Linked DNA regions of Mus musculus: region 2 is linked to region 1. The links are chromatin loops, found by intact Hi-C in ENCODE. Cell type or tissue: heart. All regions are shown on one strand. Links, peaks and the distances in the headings refer to the core of each region. The heading gives the core; the rest is flanking DNA.

Region 1 (2,500 bases), core at 1-2,500:
CTATCTGACTGCTGGCTTTATGCTACCTAGATCTTCTTGCAAATGTCAATTACAAAACTAGGGATCCGGAAGTTGGACTTACCAGGAAGGCATGCACCGCATGACATCACCAAAATAGCCACACACAAGTCTGTGTTGCCTGGAGCAAGTGTCTTAGCCTCTTTAGGCCCCAGTTTGTTTATCTTTATTACGAGCTAAAACTGCAAAGGTTGTGTAAGATTTTGTCTCTAAAGTCCTTAGCACAATGCTGATCTCACAATTTCTGAAGTCAATCAATGAAATACAATGGCTTGCCCTCACCTAACACCCAGCATAAAGATAAAGTCACTAGAGAGTATATTTGCTTCTACTCCTGCTTCTGATGGAGTATTTATAGGAGACAAATGAAGGGTGCCATCGACGTTTCTCAAAGTCTGTTTTGGTGCCTACGTGTCATCCCTTCAGGCAAGGCAATGCTGCTTTGGTGTATTCAACAGGTGCACAAGCATGGGAGCACTAGGTGGACTCCTCCTCAGGGCACCCTCCTCAGAGTGTCCAGAACATGCTAGGTTTCGGCACTGAGCACCAGGAGCGGAAATCAGAGCCAGTTGGCTCTCCAAGAACAGACGCCTGCCACCCAAGCCCCAGGAAGAGCGCCCCCGAGACATCCCCGCCCTCAGGCGAGCGCGACGCTTAGTCCAGCCAAATGTGCCAGCTCTCTGGTGTCCCCCGCACCCAGTACTCCCGCGGACAAGCGCCCCTGGCCATCCCCAAGCCGCCGGGGTCCTCCCTGTCGGGGAACCGAGCGCCCCTAGTTCTCAGGTCTCCGCGAAGTCGCTCGCCTTCACTAATTCCCGCCCTCCCTCCCTCCCCGGCGTTGCTGCCCAAGTGGGGAGCACGGGGAGCGCGGCACTCACCCAGCGTGGCCACTGCGCCGGCCTCGAAGAGCAGGCAGTCGCCGCGGCCCCGCGCCTCCAACAGCACGCTGCTCGGGCCAGTGGGGTCCAGCCGCGCCAGCAGCCGCAGCCCTTTGCTTAGAGCCATGGGCGCGGGGAGCAGAGGAGAGCGGGGACCAGGTCCCGCCCGAGGGTGTGCGGCTACCAGGAGTTTCACTTTGTGCCGGGCTCCAGTGCCCACGGCTCCTCCTCCTCCTCCTCCTCCTCCTCCTCCTCCTCCTCCTCCTCCTCCTCCTCCTCCTCCTCCTCCTCCTCCTCCTCCTCCTCCTCCTCCTCCTCCCCTAACACCACGACAGCCTCCTCCTCCTCCTCCTTTCTCCTCCACCCCCTCCTCCCCCTCCCTCCCTCCCTCCTCCTCCTCCGCCCGGGCCCCGCCGCACTGCCCCGAGCAGGTGAGGTGGCGCTGCCGCCCAGCCTCTCCGACGACGACCGCGCTCCCCCAAGCGGCGAGGCAGGCACCTGCGAGCCACAGCGGGAACCCAGACTGCGCCCGGTGGGCTTGAGCTCGCCAGGGCTCAGTACTCCGGGACGGTCCTCCCTGCTGGGGGCGGCTGCGGGCGAAGGAGATTCCACACATTCCTCGCCGCGGAGGAGGCTGCAGCCGCGGAGAGCCTCAGGAGCCCGGACCCTGCCCGGATTCCCGCGGCCTTATATGGGTAGCTGGGGGCTGAGGGCTGAGCAGGGCTGGCAACCCCCCACCCCACCCCTGCCGCCACCGCTTGTCCGGCGCAGCACTTCTTCCCACGCCCACCCCACCCCCACGCCTGAGACCCCGGATGGGGCCATTGGGTTCTGTGCCTCAGTCTCCCTGAATGGAACTGCAGAAACGCAAAGTGGCCTTCACTCTGAAACTACCGTGGTGATTGAGTATGTTCTTGTGAGTGGTGTGTGTGTGTGTGTGTGTGTGTGTGTGTGTGTGTGTGTGTGCCTGACACACTCTTTAAATGCTGCCTTCTACCGAAGACTTTAATTCACTGTGCGACCCAAACTGGTGTTGCGTTGTGTCCGAGAGATGAGACATCTATTCCCTGCTATCCCCTTTACCACATGACCTTGACCTCGCTGAGATGCACATGGCCTCGCCTATCAGAGTGACAGGTGAGGAACCCCCACCTGAGGATCTCAGTGCCTGTTCTTGCTCAGCATTGATGAGTATTCTGTGATCTGCAACCTTCAAGCAACTCGAGGCAAGGCCTCTTGGTCCTTGGGTCGGGTTGGTCAGGATTGGTCTGCTAGCCAAGGGAGAACGCAGCCAGGTCGAACTGGAAGCACCTTTGGGCGCGTTTGGAGCATCCTTTCCTAGTGTGATGCCTCTAGAGGTCCTCACCCGCAAGTTTCCAGCAGGCCACCCTAACAGCTGGGTTCCTCTGCCGCCCGCCCGCCCCATTCTGCTGTGCTAAGACCAAGAGTGGCGCATGGCTTTCGGAGGTTGGTTCTCCACAGCTTCTTTATACAGTGGAGAGATCACCACCCCATGCAAGTCGTGTAACATTAAGTGTAGCAAACTCGGCTGGGCAGGGTGGCCGGCACCTTTAATCCTAGCACTAGGGAGGCAGAGACAGGCA
Region 2 (7,824 bases), core at 2,182-4,681, 53 kb before region 1:
TCTCTGGCACTGCCCAGAGCTGTACTTTGGATGGCAGAAGGTATTTTTAGAAACGACGGGAAAGCTCTGCAATCCTCACGTGGCTCCATACAAGCGCCACAGAATGCCAGACTCATGATGCAGCCAGCCACCAAGGGCTCGGCAGACCCTCTCGAGCCCTCCAGAGGATTTCCAGCTGCTAGATATGTTAGCAATAGGCTCAACTTAGGGTCCCACTTAGACCAATCTCACCCAAGCATTCTCGTTCATTTCCTCAATATAGCCCTCACTGCACAAGGTCAACAGATAATATGTACATGGCTTCAGGACCAAACGACACCCAGTGTGCCTGTTAAACTCTCTCTCTCTCTCTCTCTCCCTCTCTCTCTCTCTCTCTCTCTCTCTCTCTCTCTCTCTCTCTCTCTGTGTGTGTGTGTGTGTGTGTGTGTGTGTGTGTGTCTGTCTGTCTGTCTGCCTGTCTGTCTCTCTCTCTAGCTTGGCTCAACACAATTGGGCCAAAGAACAAGACCATAAACAACGCCATGTAAGAAACATGTTTAAAGAAACTCCAGCTACAGAAAGAGACCATAGGTACATTGACACAGTGGAAAGCCTTCTGTGTAAATTACCTACCTGAAGTCCTGGTTGCTCCCAGAACAGCGGAACGGAGCCTCGGATCTGGACAAAGGACGATACTCCATCATCCATGTAAATCGTCTGCAGCACAGGGAAGCAGAGAGAGAAATGGACTCGTCAATGAAACTGAACGTCCTGGGCTGTAACGGGATCTGGTGCCTGTGACCCGACACCAGCCTGGAGGGCAGCCGGTGGACTTCGGTGCCCTCTGCTCTCTCACCTACCTAGCTGGGCTGGTGCGGCTCCCTCATTGTTGGCTAGACAGCTGTGCATGCTGGCTAGTGCCTGGATTTCTGAGGAGGGGTCTGAACACAGACATGGTGTGCGCAGGAATTCTCACTCCTACCTCATCACGTTATCTGCTTCCCTGAAGAGCCTGGCCTCCGTTTCCCTCTTTAGAACCAGAAGCAAATGTGGTGGCGGTTTAGCTTAGACCTTTGCAGAGGGCTCTATTTTTGCCTGCTCAATAACTAAGGAGCTTTGGTAAAGGAATGAACCAAATTAATCAGCTCTCCTGAGAGTCCCGTTGACAGCACCTGCCTCTGTTGAATATGACAGCTCAAGTCAAGGTTGGACTTGAACTTGTCTGTAGTCCTGACCCTGAGCCACTCTGTTATCAAACATGCCACCAGCTAATATATACACAATAGCTTTTATAATATACAGACCTCTTGTAAGACTAAATGATACTTAAATTAAGATAGTAGCCCCTGCTGATCAGTTTTGTAGTGGCCTACCTGCCTCCAACGACAGAGGAGCAGACGAGAGTTTAAAGGACACAAAAATATAGGCCTGAGCAGGCACGGGGATGGCTGCCGTGGTTATCAGATGGTGGCCTTTATCTGTGCAACCCTACCCTGGCCTGGCAGGGCCACCACAGGCGCCACTGAGAGTCCTTTCCATTGCTCACCGGTCGGCTCTCTGACAGGGTGGTTTTCCACACGGGCTAGATCATGCTCAGATCACACATGCATTAGTAATTCTCCAGGGGGAGGGGACTGGACAATGAGACCCGAGGTTCTCTGGACCACGGGAACGCCATGAGCCTGGTATCTATGTTGTCAACTGTAATTCTAGCTTTTGTCTCCAGAGGAAAATACACTAGGGTGGGAAGACGCTATGTTTCAGGTATTGGCTACCAGCAAATGAGCTCTCTCCAGTATTCTATTTGCTCCACTGCAGGAAGGCCTGCCCTCCCTGAGATGAAAGACACAAGACAGACAGTGTCCCTGACAAACAGAGTTAGCTAACATGCTAACATAAAGACAAGCATTTGCAATGCAAGAATCTGACCTAAGCTAAGGACTTTCATGCTTTTCATGAAGACCTTGGGCTTCAAACACTACTTTCAGCTGTGCAGGAGGCTGTTCCTGGGACCCCTTCTCCATGGGCAAGAGTTCTTTCTCCTCAGAAAAACCATCTATGGGTCTCCTACCCTATCACCCAGGGTGTAACCCAGCAACCAACACAGTGGAGTTCCACGGCACCTCTATGCTGAATGAATGAATGGCCTGAACACTTGTGGGCTGCTTCTTTCTCAGGTGCCATTTTCACAGGGCTCCTGGAGAGGAAGGAGAATGATGCAGGAGAAAACAGGGCCCTGGGGAAGGCCCATGAGCCCAGCAGTGTGGCCTGGGTACTTAATTGAACCACTTTCATCCCGATCCCCTTTCCAAGGGTATTAAATGTCACTTGGGTACCCAGAGAGTAATGCTAGATATATTCCCCTGGCCTGGAGCGGCCACTTGGGAAACCTCACTCAGGAAGGCTAGGTAGGGATGGACATTGGGGCAGGTAGGATAGATGCAGGAACTGGGGTGGGGAGAAGGCAAGACCAGACAAGATAGGGAAGGAACGCTAGGAAGAGCTATAACCCTGAGAATTAAGCAGGAATCCCAGTGCTGACACCACAGAGGGCCTGGTACTGTACCTCCCCAAGCAGCTTCTTTCATGGGGGGCTAAGAATGGGAACAGGGCCAGAAAAAGGAAGAAAGAGATGCCACAGGAAAGGCTCTTCCAGGCTTCTGCTTCCAAATGCACTGTTTACAAACACCGGCACCTTAGGAAGACACGCAGAGTCAATCCAGCCTCCCGTGGTTAAATGGTGGCCTGATTGTCAAGAGCCAAATATTTATCACGCACCCTTTTGCTGACAGGCTGAGGAGCTGTGAGGTTTGTTTTTCTGCAGAGTTGAGTCACTGAAGCAGACAGAGCCACGGAGTATGACTCACAGCTGAGCTGAGAAAGGAGTCCAGCCCTCCTCCTAAGAAGCACAAGAGGCAACAACCACATGCATCGACATGTATGCACACACCACATAAGTGTAAGTACACACTCAAGTGTATAACACACATAACGAACACTCAATACACATACAATACATAAATATTCAAGCATCAGATAAGCACGTGTTGTATGAACTTAAACATACAACATATATAACATATACATGCACACGCCATACAGATGCATGAACACAAAACGTGTGTACATATGTATAGACATGTACACACATATGTACACACACACACACACCACACACACACACTGTACAATACCTGCATGCCAGAGGCAGAAAGTATCCTATGCTACTTCAGACGGGAATCCCACTTGGGCATGGCAAAACTATGGTCTTGAGAACTGGGGGGACTAATTAGAATTAGTGTAGGCACTCACGGACTAACAGGCCCACAAGTGGATTCTGTCTATGAACCCAATAGCTTGCTTTTCAGTTGTCATTAGCAGTTTCAACTATACATGTTCAACAAAGAACTGCTCTGGGTTTATACAGCCCTCGTGCCCAGTTATATGTCTGGTGAAAATAGTCATGTGGGATTAAGTTATATCCTCTCAGCTACCTATTATTCTGGTGGACAGCAGATGGGAGTGTCTGCACATTAATAGTGATTGCTTCAGGGAGCAAGGTCAGTGACAAGTTTATAGAAACAGCCATGTGGCCCAGAGGAGGAAAGGGGAATTTTAAAAAATACAAATTGGGAAAACCACAAAGGTTTATGGGAGCCAAGAAATCCCTCTCCCAACCCCAAGCAATCAATCAGAAAGCTTCTATAGCTTGTCCCTCTTAAAAGCACACTGAAATTTAATCCCGTCATCAAGTGGTGATTAGCAACTGCCTTCATTAAATTAATGGATTATTGGTTTATTTTAGGAATGAGTTTTCAAATAGAAGCCATTTTGGCCAGGCTTCTTACGCACTGCTTGGCACTTAGCCATATGGTGCTCTGAATCTCAGGACTTGGTCAACAAGGCCAGCACCAGATGTGGGCCCTTGACTCTAGACCAGAATTATAAGCCCAACATACATCTCTTTTCTTTATAACATACCCAGGATGTGGTACTGTGTGACAGCATCAGGAAACAGACTGAGGCTAGCTGTACATCCCTGAGAGTGTGGGTAGGCTGTTCCTATCTCTAAGGCCTACTTGGGTGGGCTGCCCCCAAGTGGAGACCTGGGAGATGTGGGGGGGTTTCTTGATCTTGAGCCGTAACAAGTAGCATGGGGTAACAGGACATACGAGTCACCAGGTACCCTGCATGATGCAACCAGAGCAAAAGCCCCAGCCTGAGGCAGTGTTGGCAGTGTTAGTGAGACTAACAGATAGCACAGGGACACTACCCTACAGTCAAAGCACCCTTCTGATGGCTTTATGCAATTACACCCTAATGTCCCTTCCAGAAACAGAAAAAGTCCTAACCTCCTGCATTTCCAGTTGTGACCTTGCTTAGATAGAGAACCTCTGTTCTTATAATTGGATAAGTGAGCCCACCCTGGAGGAAGCTGAGTGAGCCCTTTGATCCAGTATGACCGGGACTGGATGATGGCCTGTGAGCCACACCGGAACTACAGAAGCTGGGAGACACAAGGGCAGATCCTCCCAGTGGGATTTTTCAAGAGACTATGGAAGGCCCTTTGACCTTGATCTTAACCGGCCAGCCTCCAGAATGGGAAGAACAAATGCCTGTTGTCTGAACCACCCAGTGTGTGGCACTTTATTACAGCAGTCCCAGGAAACCCACACAAAGTCCTCTGATATGGTCCATCTTATAGGACAGGGCAGTTGTTACCCTAAAGACCTATTTTGTAAGGTATGGTAAAAGACCATAGTGTTTCCCAACTGGTCAAAACCTAAACATTTGGGAACTACCACCACCAGGACCAAATAAATGGCCCTCTTCCCTCAGACTGGGCTGAGGATTCCTTCTTGACCCAAAGATGATCTCTGGAATCTGGTTCTGGTACCAAGTTCAGGCTTTGTGGGAGCCATGCAATATCAACATTGCTACCTGTGGTGTCTTGACCTGCTCAAAAACACCAGAACTCTGTCCCAGATCAGAACATACCGAGGGTGAGGGGTAGTGATACCAGATAAAGGTGTGGAGGTAAAGAAGGTGGACATGACCTTGGAAGTCTTTGTCACCATGAAGACATGAGCAAGAAAAGTGAAAATGGCTTTCATGGTGGGAGGAAGTATTCTCTCCTTTTTCAACCATAAAAATAGTTATTTAATAGCACTGTCAACATTCAGGAGGGCAAGCAACTCTCCCCTGAGATAGTAATTTTACCCACAGATCTTTTGCAGGCTCCTGCCCCAACTTCCCTCTAACTCCCATGAGGAGCCTCCATCTTTGCACCTCTGAGAGGAGACAGCGCTCCTGCAAACTGGGCCCCCACACGGGTTTGAGCCACTGTTAAGTGAGCATGCAGAGTTTCTCCTGTGCTGGGGGAAGGTGTGCACATGTGTGCTGACTTCAACTGGTGCCCTGGAAGGGTGCCTCTTACAGCCACACTGTGTGTGCCAGGCTGCGCCTACAGGAACACACAGGGCGCCTGCTGCTCAGAGAGGACCCGTGCCTCCCTCCCTATAGCTTTCCTTCTTTGCAGCTGATCCCAGGTGCTATTCTGCAAGGTGGCACTACCCTCAGGGAGCAAGTCAGAGCAAAAAAAAAAAAAAACAAAACAACAGATGCGAGACAGCATCTTTCAGGAGGTTAGGACTTTAACATCCAGGATGAGAGCAGAAGCCAGAAAAGAACCTAGGGAGGTATTACAGATGGCCCTTCTCCATAGGGACTAACAGCAACTGCTGTCACACATGATCAGGTCCCCAAGCCCTAACATCCTTCCAGAATGAAGCTTTAGCTGATGTAGTTTTTTTTTTTAAATAAGTTTCTTCTCCCGTTATTCTATTGAATTCTTTATTCATCCTAAAAAGATTTTCAACCCCTATTGGCTTGTCAGCTGCTCCTGGAGAAGGTGGGTACTCTTTACAGCTATGGTGTCCTTTCTTGAATCCTTTTGCTTAAAATACATTAGAAGGGCTAGGGAGATGGCTCAGTTGATAAAGGGCTTCTCACATAAGCCTGAAGACTCGAGTTCAATCCTGAGGTGCTACATAAAAGCCAGCCTATTAAAAGGCACGAGCTTGTAATCCTGCAGAGGCAAGAGCATCTCTAGGGCTTGAGAGACAGCCATTCTTGTCAAGTCGGTGAGCTCAACACTCAGAGCTCCTCAGGCTTTCAAATGCATCCATGCACACATATACACATAAGCACTGTCTTTTCAGAATGAGTCATGAAACAAAAAGACAGACCATACAAGCCAGAGGCAAGTTCCAAACTGTCCTCTAATTTTGCACATACAGGAAGAAGTCACAGTCAAAAACCTCACACAAATCAGAGCCTCTGGTACTCATGGTAGAAAACATTCCTAGCCAAATGGATGGACCTGGAGAGCATCATCCTGAGTGAGGTAACACAATCACAAAGGAACTCACACAATATGTACTCACTGATAAGTGGATACTAGCCCAAAACCTAGGATACCCACGATATAAGATACAATTTCCTAAACACATGAAACTCAAGAAAAATGAAGACTGAAGTGTGGACACTATGCCCCTCCTTAGAAGTGGGAACAAAACACCCATGGAAGGAGTTACAGAAACAAAGTATGGAGCTGAGATGAAAGGATGGACCATGTAGAGACTGCCATATCCAGGGATCCACCCCATAATCAGCTTCCAAATGCTGACACCATTGCATACACTAGCAAGATTTTACTGAAAGGACCCAGATGTAGCTGTCTCTTGTGAGACTATGCCGGGGCCTAGCAAACACAGAAGTGGATGCTCACAGTCAGCTAATGGATGGATCACAGGGCTCCCAATGGAGGAGCTAGAGAAAGTACCCAAGGAGCTAAAGGGATCTTCAACCCTATAGGTGGAACAACATTATGAACTAACCAGTACCCCTGAGCTCTTGACTCTAGCTGCATATGTATCAAAAGATGGCCTAGTCGGCCATCACTGGAAAGAGAGGCCCATTGGACACGCAGACTTTGTGTGCCCCGGTACAGGGGAACGCCAGGGCCAAAGGGGGGGAGTGGGTGGGTAGGGGAGTGGGGGTGGGTGGGTAAGGGGGACTTTTGGTATAGCATTGGAAATGTAAATGAGCTAAATACCTAATAAAAAATGGAAAAAAAAAATTGAAAAAAAAAAAAAAAAAAGAAAACATGCATTTGTAAGATACATTGATACTCTGAGTCGCTCTGTGTCAGGGACAGGCCTGGGTACTTACCTGCTCTGTCTCCACAAAGTTGGACACGTGGCCATCATCGTTCACACCACGGGTGAGGAAGCGAGCACCTGCGCGTTCACAGCTGATGCGAGAGATGAGACAGGCCTTGGCCTGCTTGTGGGAGGCATATACTGTGCGGATGGTCACCACCCCACAGATGACTTTCAGCAACCAGTTATGACAGTTCACCTGGTGCTGCCGCAGAGGCACATGCAATAGCTGGTTCCTGCAAAATAGCAGGTAACACCTTTGGGTCACCCTACCAGGCTCTACAAATGCTGTACCCAGAGCCAAGTACTAAGGAACTTTCCCTAGGCCCAGTGTTCCACTAGGCTGTTACATGCAATTCCATCTCAATGGAAACATTCTATCTTGGAGGGGAGGTGGCTCATAAAGACTCAGAAAGTTCTGAAGGGGGAGGCTCTTTAAAACTCAGAAAGTTCTCAACAGACACTCCGTAAGATTCCAGGAGTAAACAATTCACAAATCTCAGGAAGTCCCTGAAACTTAACAGATCATAAGGTCCCTTCCCACCTTAAGGTTATATAACCAGCAAGGACAGCTAAGGAAAGGAGACTCTGACCTGTGACCTGCCTGCAAGTATTGCAGGGA

Evidence for each region. Peaks named below come from ENCODE experiments on the same cell type or tissue, not always from the same donor. Only the 100,000 strongest peaks of a DNase experiment are listed, where the experiment ranks them.
Region 2: a loop joins it to region 1, with 5 times the contacts of the local background. A loop is called at or near these places in 11 of 42 quality-filtered maps.

What each region holds. Positions count from the first base shown.
Region 1 is chr17:5,939,974-5,942,473 of GRCm38, reverse strand. It overlaps Synj2 (synaptojanin 2), which reads right to left and starts at 1,194. Exons shown (of 27, transcript NM_001113353.2): 1 at 897-1,194. The coding sequence starts at 1,023. In heart, for the core only: a CTCF peak has its summit at 1,404; DNase peaks (open chromatin) are centred at 983, 1,373 and 2,193; H3K4me3 peaks cover 1,911 bases; H3K27ac peaks cover 1,561 bases; H3K27me3 peaks cover 362 bases.
Region 2 is chr17:5,989,750-5,997,573 of GRCm38, reverse strand. It overlaps Synj2 (synaptojanin 2), which reads right to left. Exons shown (of 27, transcript NM_001113353.2): 4 at 7,213-7,438; 5 at 613-696. Among named protein-coding and RNA genes, the nearest start is that of Gm35525, 5.5 kb to the right of the region's middle. In heart, for the core only: a CTCF peak has its summit at 3,492; a DNase peak (open chromatin) is centred at 2,693; H3K27ac peaks cover 354 bases.